Linked DNA regions of Mus musculus: region 1 is linked to region 2. A link is a loop called in an ENCODE intact Hi-C map of the cell type or tissue named here. Cell type or tissue: left cerebral cortex. All regions are shown on one strand. Each heading gives the region's core, and the rest is flanking DNA. Links, peaks and the distances in the headings are about the cores only.

Evidence for each region. Hi-C counts contacts between places; a loop is a spot of excess contacts. Peaks named below come from ENCODE experiments on the same cell type or tissue, not always from the same donor. Only the 100,000 strongest peaks of a DNase experiment are listed, where the experiment ranks them.
Region 1: a loop joins it to region 2, with 4 times the contacts of the local background. A loop is called at or near these places in 31 of 42 quality-filtered maps.

The regions. Positions count from the first base shown.
Region 1 is chr3:88,517,014-88,527,491 of GRCm38, forward strand. No RefSeq gene overlaps it. Among named protein-coding and RNA genes, the nearest start is that of Gm38618, 9.6 kb to the right of the region's middle. In left cerebral cortex, for the core only: a CTCF peak has its summit at 5,252 (motif pointing left); a DNase peak (open chromatin) is centred at 5,254.
Region 2 is chr3:88,405,850-88,408,349 of GRCm38, forward strand. The region is part of intron 1 of Pmf1 (polyamine-modulated factor 1); the gene reads right to left. Among named protein-coding and RNA genes, the nearest start is that of Pmf1, 3.3 kb to the right of the region's middle. In left cerebral cortex, for the core only: a CTCF peak has its summit at 1,368 (motif pointing right); a DNase peak (open chromatin) is centred at 1,400; H3K27ac peaks cover 170 bases.

The DNA.
Region 1 (10,478 bases), core at 3,858-6,357, 120 kb after region 2:
TGAAATTCAGCTGATAGAGTAATGAAGCCCTGGCTTCAACTTCTGGCACCAAGTAAACTTTTTGTGGTGGTATATGTCTGTAACCCCAGCACTCACGAGGTGTGGGAAGATTAGGAGTTCAAAGTCATCTTCAGCTCCATAGAGGCCAACGTGGTGAGATCCTGTCTTTGGGAGGAAGAGGCTTTGAAGCGACCAAAGCAATGCTCAATGTAAAGTTCATGCTTACATGCTGGAGGCTCCATCCCTCACTGCACATGCATGCATGCATGCATGCACACACACATGCATGCACACACATACACACATACAAGCCCTCCAATGGTCAAGGGCTTGTATATTTTGGTTCAGTAATTAAGGTGAGGCTGGAGGACTTTACACAACATTCCTGTTTTTTGTTTGTTTGTTTGTTTGTTTTTAAAAAAGATTTATGCCGGACATGGTGATGCACACCTTTAATCCCAGCACTTGGGAGTCAGAGGCAGGCAGATTTCTGAGTTCCAGGCCAGCCTGGTCTACAGAGTGAGTTCCAGGACAGCCAGGGCTACACAGAGAAACCCTGTCTCAAAAAAAAAAAAAAAAAAAAAAAAAAAACAAAAGAAAAAAAAAGATTTATTTATTTTATGTATATGAGTATGCTGTCGCTGTACAGATGGTTGTGAGCCTTCATGTGGTTATTGGGAATTGAATTTAGAACCTCTGCTTGCTCTAGTCGGCCCTGCTCATCCTGGCCCAAAGATTTTATTATTACAAATATGTACACTTTTGCTGTCTTCAGACACGCCAGAAGTGGGTGTCAGATCTCATTACAGGTGGTTTTGAGCAGTCAGTCCTCTTACCCACTGAGCCATCTTGCCAGCCTGGTACACAACACTCAAGTTACCTGTCACTCTAAGATGAAAAGGTGGAGTGGGAAATTGTTAACAGCCCAGCTCCAGAACTTTCCCTGTGTGAGACCCTGTTGCAAATGATGTGCATTCACTTAGACCCCTACTCAGAAGGGACATCATCACCTCCATAGCTCAGGTGAGAAAAGGAACCACAGTAGGCTTAGTATCACACAACCAATCAAGAGCCTGGGCTTCGAATCTCACGCTCAACCTTCACCCCACAGCTATCAAACTCAAGAGACCGAGGTGGAACCGGACCAGAGCCTGGGCTCCTGAGCAGTCTGAGCCTGAGCAGTCAAGTCAGAGTGAATGTGAGTGAGTGAAATCAGAGAGTGGCCAGTCCAGGGGAAGGCCCTTGGCTCCAGCTCCAGGGCATCGTCGGTAGGACAGGCAGTGGGACCACCTCTCCTGGGGGCAGGCTTCTTCTTACCTCTATGTCTTCCTAAAGGGCCCTATCCAGGGGAGGAGGGCTGATTGTCACCTCTCACTGCTAATTGATGTAGCCTCCTAATTGCCCATCACAAGAAGTCCATTAGGCCCAATTAGGGAAGCCAGTATTAATTAGTGCTCACTTCCGCAGCCTCGGGGCACCCCTGAGGTCTGCAGGAACCTGCCACCCACTTCCCAGCCATCTCCAGGGAGGACTGACTACATAGAGCTCGGTGAAGTTCATATACCTTTGGACTCTAAAAGGATACTTGGTTCACCTTTGTACTCATGAAAGGAGTCTTCTGGCTCACTAGGGGAGACCTGCCCTCCATGACAGCCCTCCAGCTTTCAAGTACTTGCTCCCATCAAGAATCTAGTTCATAGCGGGCAGTGGTGGTGCACACCTTTAATCCTAGCACTTGGGAGGCAGAGGCAGTTGGATTTCTGAGTTTGAGGCCAGCCTGGTCTACAGAGTGAGTTCCGGGACAGCCAGGGCTACACAGAGAAACCCTGTCTTGAAAAACCAAAAAAAAAAAAAGAATCTAGTTCATTTCCCACTAACTTTCTATGACCTTGGCATTTTTGTTCTGTCTTTATAGGCCCCAGTTGCCATTAAATAAACAAACAAAAAACCAAGTAATGGGGCTGGAGAGATGGCTCAGCGGTTAAGAGCGCCAACTGCTCTTCCAAAGGTCCGGAGTTCAAATCCCAGCAGCCACATGGTGGCTCACAACCATCCATAAAGAAATCTGATGCCCTCTTCTGGAGTGTCTGAAGACAGCTACAGTGTACTTACATATAATAAATAAATAGATAGATAGATAGATAGATAGATAGATAGATAGATAGATAGATAGATAATTTTTAAAAAACAACTAATATCAAAACCATTTCAGAGGTAGAAGCAAAGGGATTGCTGTAAGTTTGAGACCAGCCTAGTCTACCTAATAGACCATCCAAGGCTATAGAGTGAGCCCCTAAACAAGGGGCCAGGTAGGATTGGTGACCTGAGATCCAACCAGAACCCATATGGGGGAAGAACAGCAACTGCACAGAGCTACCTTCTGGCATCCACACCTGCACTGGAGCATGCCCCTATCATGTACTAACACACAATAATGATAAAGTGAAACAAAGATTTAAACCAGGTTCATGCTTGTAATCCCAGCACTCAGGAGCCTGAGGCAAGAGGACCACGGGAAGGTTCACACACAGGCAGACAGACAGACAGGCACACACACACACACACACACACACACACACACACACACACACACACTGTGATGGTTTGTATGTGCTTGGCCCTGGGAGTGGCACCATTAGGGGATGTGTCCTTGGAGTAGGTGTGTCACTGTGGGTGTGGACTATAAGACCCTCACCCTAGCTGCATGGAAGTCAGCCTTCAGATGAAAGTGTAGAACTCTCAGCTCCTCCTGCACCATGCCTGCCTAGTTGCTGCCATACTGCCACCTTGATGATAATGGACTGGACCTCTGAACCTGAAAGCCAGCCGCAATTAAATGTTGTCCTTTATAAGACTTGCCTTGGTCATGGTGTCTGTTCACAGCAGTAAAACCCTAACCAAGAACCAAGACACACACACACACGGGAGACAGACAGAAAGCTCAGCAGATTAAGGCACAGGATGCCAAACCTTATGGCCTGAGTCTGACCCCTGGAACCCCCTGAGACCCACATGGTGGAAGGAGAGAACTGACTCCAACAGATTGTGCCCCGACCTCCACACATGCACTGAGGTATGTGTCCCTCCAAGCCACAGAACAAATCCAGGAGCTAATGCCACACTGTCTCCCAGCTGATATGTGTGTACCTACGGTTACCAGTTCTCCTGCAGGGGAAGAGAGACAGAGAGGCTCACCTTCTCTCCTTCAAGATCTGGGGTAGGATGGGGATACCCCATTTGTTCTGAAACAATGAGGCCTCTACTGCTGAACAAGAATGAAACTATTCTGATAACCACTCGGGGAGCCTGAGAACCCCCAGGTCCTGTTGAGTGCTGGGAGGTTGGTGAGCCTGCAGATAGGATGCCCCCTCTCCCTACCATTCACAGGGGATTTTGGATGGAGCAGAATTGATTGAGGTTTGCTGTCTTGGGATGGTTTACAGCAGTTTCTAGCCTATATCAGACCAAGAAGTTTGCCTCCATCAAGATCATTCTCATGTGTAGGCCAGAGAACAACTCTATGGGATTGATTTTCTCCTTCCAGCTCTATGTGGCTTTAGGGTTGGGACTCAGGCCTCCATTCCTGGCAAGTGCCTTTACCCTCTAAGCCGCCTTGCTGCCCCCTTTTGTTTTGTTTTAATGTGGATTGCTGTCTTGCCTGCATATGCCTATGCTACCTGTGTGAACGTTCTAAGCCATCAAATCTTGTGGGTACTGGGCATTGAACCTGGGTCTTTTGGAAGAGCTTTAGTGCTCTTAGCCGCTAAGCATCCCTCCAGCCCCTTCATTTACTTATTTCAATCTGATGTTAGAGATAGTTTGTTCAGTACATCTCCTTAAAGAAACTTTATTGACTTCGTATGTATGTTTTGCCTGCATTTATCTGTATGCACCACATTTGCCTGGCCACCTCTGAACCCTCTTGATTTTATTTGTTCTTCTTTAAGCTTTGTTTTTATGTGCATTGGAGTTCTGTCTGCGTGTCTATGTGACAATATCAGATCCTCTGGATCTAGAGTTACAAACAGTTGTGAGCTGCCATGTGGCTGCTGGGAATTGAACTACAGTTTGATTGTTTTTCAAGACAGGGTTTCTCTGTGTGGCTCTGGCTGTCCTGGAACTCACTCTGTAGACCAGGCTGGCTTGGAACTCACAAAGATCCCTCTGCCTCCTAAGTGCTGGGATCAAAGGTGTTCGCCACCGCCACCAAGCTCCTAATTTTTCTTTAAATAACAATTTCCAGTCTGGTTCTCTTATTTTGCAGGTCTGCCAAATGGGGTTCCCCAAAGGGACCCTGCCAGTGGGGCTGCGAGCTGTGGCGTCCCCTCCCTGTGCCCGTCCAGCTCTTGGCCATCCTCTCAACAGCCAAGCCTGTCCATCCTTGTCTGCTTTCTTTGGAACAATGTCCTGGACTCTAATCTTTACCATTCATGCCCCCACTGTGCAGTATGGCCAGCGTGATAGTTTCTCTCCTGTCCAGTGAGACTGTAATTCTATTTTTAATTAATTAGCTAATTAATTAGGTTTTTAAAGACAGCCCTGGCTGTCCTTGAACTTGCTCTGTAGACCAGACTGACCTCAAACTCAAGAGATCCACCTGCCTCTGTCTCCTGAGTGCTGGAATCAAAAATATTCATCGGCATGCCTGACTGGAGACAGTAATTCTTAAAGGTGGTGAACCAACCATGGGCGTGGAGTGCAGAGCGCTAGGCCTCTGCCCTGCCTCAGTTCCTCCAACCTTCAGTTCCTTTCCTAGTAACAAGCCTGGGACCAGGGTAGGGAAGGATGCAGGAGCCACAGGGTATCCGGTCCCCAGCACCAGGTCCCTCCACAGCCTTCCTTTCCTGTGGTGAGTCACTGTGCATGGGCACTAGAGACCCAGGAGTCCCCCACTTACCACAAACAATACTGCTGCCATGGAAACGGGGCCTCCCCTTTCCTCTTTCGATGACTGATTTCACCACATCATGTCCCACAAAGTGTCTGTTTCCTAGATCTCAGCTTTTGACTCACAGATTGACTTAAAGTGTCGTCTCTCATTTCATATCCCCAAGAGAGCTAACGATTCCCTTTGGGGCTCTCAAGGTCTGTGCCCTTTACTCCCCACGATGACATCTTTCTCTAGCACCACCCAGTCTCTTGGGCACCTCATTGCTGCTCTCAGGACTCCATCTTCCCAGAGCAAGCCGAGAACCTGCAGTGTGGGAAACAGCCTAAAGGAGTTGGCTGGGGAAAGACTGAGAAGCTGGCGCCATCTGCTGGCAGGGCTAGAGAAGTGCCACCTTCTTAGCCGGTCTCAGGGAGTCACCCCCAGTTGGTTCACTAGTCCATTCATTCACAGAACAGTGAGCATTCTCCTTGAAGAAGTGGGGATCTCTTCCTAAGGGGATGAGAGAAGGGAGGACAGAGACCCAGTCCCTTGCCCATTGAGGGTCTCCACCTCTCTCTCTCTCTCTCTCTGGCAGCTCATGCCTGTAGTGCCAGCGTTTAGAAAGCTGCAGCAGAAGGTTCCCTGTGAGTTTGACGCCAGCCTGGGCTACAGAATAAGATCCAGTCTCAACAAAAAAACAAAACAAATACCAACATTTATTAGGCACTTTATTTTATTTTATTTTTTGAGTCAAAGTCTTGCTATAGCCTTATCTGTCCTGGAACTCACCATGTAGACCAGATTAGATTACCCTGGAACTCACAGAGATCTGCCTGCCTCTGCCTCCTGAGTGCTAAGGTCAAAGGCGTGTGCCACCATGGCTCACTTATTAAACACTTTCTGGGCATTCAATATCATCAGTACTTTCCATGTTGCTTCTCAGTGGCCACAAAAATCCCCCATAGTAACTGCTATTATCTTTATTCCAGAGACACGGAACTCAGGCTCGGAGATCAGGGAAGGGTTCATCTGTAATGAACAGTATCCGACACCTATAAGCCTCCACTTGAACAGCCAGGCAGAGAGGAAGAAGGAAAAAAACAGTGGGCTGTGTGGACCAAGGAAGGGTAGGTGAGGAAGAAACCTTAGGAATTGAATGAGGCATTCTGAGGGAAGGGTGACTAACATCGCAGGGTCAGAGGTCAAAGGAGTCAAACGTACTTACCAGGGTAGGCAGGTAGGTAACAGAACTACAGAATCCCAAGTTGTTACTCAATACCTGCATGCCTAGCTTTGAACACCAGGACTTGAGCCAACCAACAGGTTTTAAGTAGTCTGTGAATGCTGCCAGAGATATGTACAGTCAACTACCTGGATGAGCGTCCAAGCGGTTTGACTTGGGCCAACTTCTGGAATTGTGTGCAGGAAGCAACCTGACATGTAACCCTCGGGCTTCCGGGGAAACTGCAGCTCAGGGACCAGAACAGAATGCAGGACCTAGAAATTATCCAGAGTCGGTCTCCAGCTGGAGCCACATCACTCGGGGTGCTGAGTTTGAGATTCATAGCTTGTGCGTGCTAGTGACAGCCCATTGCTCACTCTGTAGTCAGTCATGGGGAGAGGATTTATCTTGGGAACTGGCAATTGCTACAAAAGCAGGGCTCCTTTCCTTCCTGGTTGCTAAACACTTGTCCGAATACCACACTTCAGAACACCAGGGGCTGTCTCACATTCCTCTTGTCTTCGTTTCACAGAAGAGAAAACGAAGGTCCAGGGCTCCTGGCCAGCCACAGCTATGCAGTGAGGCCATCTCCAAAACAAAGAGTGCTTGCTGCTCCAACTTGAGGACCTGAGTTCAGGGTTCCAGCACACGTCAAAAGCACGCATGCCCTTAACTTCAGTGCCGTGTGAGCAGAAACAGGAAGATCACTGGCGCGTGCTGGCTGCCAGCCTAGCTCAGGGCCAGGAAGAACCCGTCTCAAGGAAATAAGGTGGTCATGGAGCAGGACAGCAGGACACTGGATGTCTTCTTCTGGCTCTCATGTTGTGCGTATGTGGACGAGAGTTCTCTCTCTCTCTCTCACACACACACACACACACACACAGCCAAAGGATAGATACTTGTTCAGGATCACACGACCTTTTATACTTCTTCTATTCCTTGACTCAACACATGTGTTAGCACCTGCTGTGTGCCAGACTTTAGAGTCACCCGGGTGATGTCCCATGACAGCTTTTACACTACTGTGCCATGGAGAGGTGCCAGAGTGCCTATATTCATTCCAGAGTAGAGGTCTGTAAGGGAAAGCCAGCCAGGCAGTTTGTTTAAGCACCTGTCAGGGCTAAGGGAAAGGGTGTGCTGAGTTCTCTTTTGAGTCATTAGCCAGAGGAGCACCATGAACGGTGAACGGCATTCGTATAGTCTCGGAGCTCCAGACTGGGTGCTGGAGAGCAGAGGAGCCTAGTGATGCTACATGCAGACAGCCCCCTCTCGGGGCTGAGGGCTGAGTGGGGGAAGGTGTGGTGGGAAGCAGCCCCTGGACAGCCAGAAGTTGGTATGTGACGGGATGTGCAAGGAAGGATGAATGCGTCCAGCTGCTGGTCAGCAAGTGTCTCACTACCAGATGCTGGGAAGGCAGAGCACGACACCCAATCCTTAAGGAGTTTTTAAGAACACTGGGGTCACAAATGGAAGCAGTTACTGTACAGAGTGGCAAAATGGTAAGGGACATCCAAAAGGGACAGGGGAGGTTTCCAGGAGCTGTCATCCAGGGCAAGTTCCATCCTGCTAAATGAACAAGCATTATCCAAGGAAATGGTGGCAAGGAGGAGAGGACCAGGTGGTCCAGCTGGACACGTGGACAGGGACCAGGCCACAAAGGACATTCTAACCACATGACAGGGAGCCGGATACATAAAAGGCCACAGAGAACATTCGAGCAGCATCTTAGGGTTTTTAAAAGATATTTTTGACAGGGTCTCATGTAGTCCAAACTGTTTTCAAGTTTGGTATATAGATGTAACTACCATGACACTCCCGATCCTCCTGCCTCCCCTTGTCAAATGCTGGGATCACAGGTTACCCTACCAGGCCTGGCAGAATTTTTTTCAATTTAAAATTATTTATTTTTGCCTGGATGTATGCCTGTGTGACACACGTGTGCCTGATGCCCACAGAGACCAGAAGAGGGCACTGGATCCTCTGAGCCAGCACCTGGGTGCTGGGAACTGAACCCAGCTCTTCTGGAAGAGCAGCCCGTCCTCCTAACCAGAGCCAGCCCTCCAGCCAGGCAGGGAGTATTGTGAGGTTTAATTGAGAGGCTTTGTTGAAGCACTGGGTGCAAGTTACAGGAAGGGCAGAAATCCCAGATGGCCCCGTTTTCAGGCTTGAGCAACCAGGTGAGTGGTGATGTCATTTACCGGAAGTAAGGGAAGCTGGGATGGTGAATCTTTTTGGAGTCAGAGCCACAATTAAAAAGCCAGGGTTCTTGAGTCCTGAGCTAGCGCCTGTTACTCCATATGTCTGCTGGAAGAAGGGTCAAGGATTTCAGACACAGAAAGGAGGATGTTGGGAAGGAAAGAACAAAAAGATAAAACAAGGTAATGGTACTCCAGCAGCTAGAGACAACTACCCTGCTGCTGCTGCTGCTGCTGCTGCTGCTGCTGCTTTCCTGGTACCCAGACACCACCCTTTCTCAGGCAGGTGTGGTGAGACACGCTAGCAATCTCAACATTTGGGAGGCCAGAACTGGAAGACCAGGATTTTGATGTCCTCTTTAGCAATATAGCAAGTTCAAGGCCAAGAATGGGGCTACAAGAGAACCTCTCAAAATAAAACAAGAGCTGGAGTGGTGGCATAGTCTCTAACCCCAGCAGTCAGATCTGAGCTGGAGGCCAGCCTGTTTGGTCTACATAGTGAGTTCCAGGCCAGCCAGGACTACACAGTAAGAGGCTGTCCCTAAAATAGGGAGCCCCCCACCCCTCCCAAAATAAAACAATCCCAACTCCTCCTGCCTCCATCCCCATTCCCCGCTTTATTGTCTTCATAGTGACTGTCACTAGCCTCAAGGACACCACCGACTTATTTATACTCCCTACCCCAATAGAACACTGGCTCCCCCCACCCCCCCCCAGTGCCTAGAGCAATGTGCACAACAAATCTTCAATCAATGGTCACCGGATGAAAACTTTTACATCTTTATTAGGTAATTATTATTTCCATGCAGACACAGCCAGCTGCACACAATGCTTGTATCCTTAACAATTTCCCTAAACAGTATCTCTAAGGGACTCAGGAAGGCACAGGACAGGAAGGCAGAGTATGCTGTTTGGGGAGGGGGGCTCTATTTTGGGTTTCCATTCTGAATCTGGAATAGACTGGTATCAAGATTTCCTGTCTTCCACGTGTTAGATGCCATGCCAAAAACCGGAGGGCCGGCTGGGTGCCTGAACTGTGCAGGGCTGAGCATGGAGCACCGGGTCCACAAGGAGTCAGACTTGAGCCCTGGCCCTCCAGACCAATGGGAGGCAAAGGAGTCCTGCGGCGCCACCTGGTGGCCACACGTACCCATTGCTCTCCAGAATGCCTAACTCGCAAGCCTCCCTAGTTACTTCCCACACAACCTCCAGAAACACTCCCAAGTCTCTCCCTTCCCACGAACCTTATTTCTTTTTTAATGATGCCAACGGACCCACCTCAGCCAGGAAGCCTCCCCAAACTACTCACCCCTTGGAAGTCTCCAAGCCCTTAATGTCACTGCCCACCTCTGGGGAACCAGGAGTGTCTCTCTCTCTCTCTCTCTCTCTCTCTCTCTCTCTCTCTCTCTCTCTCTGTGCAGTTTCCACTTAGCAGCTGTGTAACCTGGGAAAATTATTTAACATCACTGAGCCTCAGGTTTCTTATGTCAAGAACTGGTAGAAATTACATTTCCATGGAATTATGAAGATTGAATCATTCGAAAGGTCAGGTGAGATGGCTCAACAGATAAAGGTGCTTGCTGCCAAGCCGGAGGCCTTGAGTTCCCTAGAACCTTCATGATAGAGGGAGAGAACCTCTAGGCTAGACAGAGTTGGCTCAGCAGTTAAGAGCACCGACTGGACGGGCAGTGGTGGTGCACACCTTTAATCCCAGCGCTTGGGAGGCAGAGGCAGGTGGACAGCCAGGGCTATACAGAGACACCCCGTCTCAGGGAAAAATACAAAAAAAAAAAAAAAAAGAACACCAACTGTTCTTCCAGCGGACCTGGCTTCAATTCCCAGCTCCCACATGGCAGCTCACAACTGTCTTGTAATTTTAGTTCCAGAGCATCTGACAACCCTTACACAGATACACATCCCAAGTAAAATGTATGTAAAATAAACATATTATTAAAAAGGAGAATCTCAGATCTCGACTCAGGATATGGTACACACAAGCACTGAATACATGTAATGAAATAATACTGTATGGTTGGATATAAAGTCTGAAGATGTAAGAAGAGAGCCTTCAGAAATGGTAGGTCCTCCCTCACTCCCTCTCTGATATCCTCTTCCCTTTTCTGAAAAGGAAACAGGATGGTATCGAAGGCAGAAGAGTCATCGACCTGAGTCTCTGGACTGCGTGTCCCTG
Region 2 (2,500 bases), core at 1-2,500:
TTCAGCTATAAAACAAATGTGAAGCCAGTCTGCATTACATAGGAACACACTGTTTCAAAAAAAAACAAAACAGAATTAAAAAACAAATAAGTAAAAGGCTGTTTGTGGTATGCATGCCTTTAATCCCAGCATAGGTGGGGCGATCTTTAATTCGAGTCCAGCCAGGGCTACACAGTGAGACCCGTCTCAAAAAAATAAACACATGGAAATTCCTGAGGCCAGAGCTGGAGAGATGGCTCGGTGGTTAAGAGCATGGACTACTGTTCCAGAGGCCCTGAGTTCAAGTCCCAGCAACCACATGGTGGCTCACAGCCATCTGTAATGGGATGTGATGCCCTCTTCTGGTGTGTCTGAAGACAGCTACAGTGTACTCATACACATAAAATAAATAATTCCTTAGGGGAGGGAGGGAAGGAGGGAGAGTTAATTAATTACTGAGGTGAGCACAGTGTGGCTGATTTTAACCCAGCATATTTTCTCAGTCTGCATGTGTCATCTGAACTCACTGAAGCAGCGTTTCATTCCCTGCACAGAACACCCAGGGTAAGGACGAGACTGGAAGTCAGAGGTGGAGCTCATGCATGCAGCAACCGGGAAAGTGAAAACAAAAGGACTTGCTGTGAAGGAGCTAAAGTTTCACTTTACAGACATTTAACTTCAGAGGCTGGGGAGATGGCTCAGCCAGTAACATGCCTGCCATGTGCACATAAGACTGATACCCAGTGCCCATGTAAAAGCCAGGGCTACAGAGCTGGGCATGGTGGCAGATGCCACAGCACTTCAAAAGGCAGAAGAAGCCTCTACAATTCAAGGCCAGTCTGGTCCACATATTTAGCTCCAGGCTAGCCTGGGTGATATAAAAAGGGGAGGGTTGAGTGGGGTGGAGTGGGTGGCAGCAGATCTGGACTTGGTATCACACACCCACTGTAGAGAACAGAGAAAACTAGTCATCTGTCAACCTGGTTTTTGTTTGCATGTTTTTGGGTTTTTTGTTGTTGTTTTGAGACAAGGTCTATGTGAGCTTGGCTGTCCTGGAGTTTCCTATGTAGATGCCCAGTTACAGCCTATTGTTTTACACATACACCTAGAATGGTAGAAATGGCCCGGACAACAAACATGTAACACTCTTGGGCAGTGTCACAAGATACACAGGGCTAAGGGAGCAAAAGCAGTGTGTGGTGGTGCACTCCTGCAGTCCGGTATCAGGATGCAGAGGCAGGGGAAACACAGCGAGTTCTAGGCCAGCAGGGGCCAAATGAGAGATGGGTCTCAAAACCCCCAAACTTTTAGTACATAAAGCCAGGCTTGCTTTATGCTACCGTGCACAGCAGGCTTCATAAGTCACCAGTTCCACAGTTTGCTCACTAGAGGGCAGCAGTGACTGACAAAAGTAGCAAGGATCTGAAAGCAATAGCTCAAGCTGGATACAAAACACTCAGGCTGTCCAATGACACGTGCAGTTACAGCTGCCCTGGTCCCTTAGAAGGGATTCTCCAGCTGAAGATGCAGAGTAATGGCCTAGAATGCACCAAGCCATGGGTTCAGTCCTCAGAACTAAATAAATCCAGGCACAGTGGCACATATGTTGAAGACTGAAATAATCCCAGCATGGAGAAAGTGGAAGATTAGAAGTTCAGGGCCAGCCTGAGCGACACAAGACAAACACTAACCCACCAAACACAAACAACTTAGCGAGCTCTAGCAGCATGACACCATAGCAGGCCAACCTCGTTGACACAAATCCAAAGCACGACTCCAACTGAGGGAGGAGGCGGAAGCTGGGGAGGCGGCTCAGTCAGTATAGCATTTGCCACCTGAACATAAGGACTGAGCTTGGTACCCAGCACCCATGTAAAGTCCCAGGGCTCAGGAGGCAGAGCTGGGGGGATCCTTGGGAACTGATGGCCTGCTAGCCTAATCTAATGGTCAAGTCTCAGCTAGGGAGTGATCATGTTTCTAAAGGCTGAATGGGTAAAGGTAATTTCTGCCAAGCCCGGTGACCTGAGTTTGACCCCTGTGATTCACAAGGTAGAAAGAAATGACAGAGAAATGGTTGTGAAAGTTATCCTCCGACCTCCATACACACATAGGGAGATATAGACCAGACTTCAGGGAAATAAGCTTGGAATATTAAGGAGGTGGCTGCTCAAGGGCTATGTATTGTGTACATGGGCAAAGATGCAGTTGTCATGGGAACGGTTGGAAGACTGACTGGTACCTGGCCCTGTCCTAAGCATTCTAGGTGAGTTAGCTTATCAAGTCCTCACAGGATCCTTGTGATGACCATCCATTACCATCATCCCCAATACTCAGATGACCAAGAACTGGTAGACAGAAGCTTGTCCAAGGCCGCTCAGCTGGGATGTGATGAAGCCAGCTAGAATGTACACTCCACCATTCAGAGAAGGGAGAACCCAAGAATCTGAACTATAGAAGGGCCAAAGGGATTGAAGCAGAGACTAAGACCTGCACAGGTTGACTCAAAAGGACGGACTTGGGA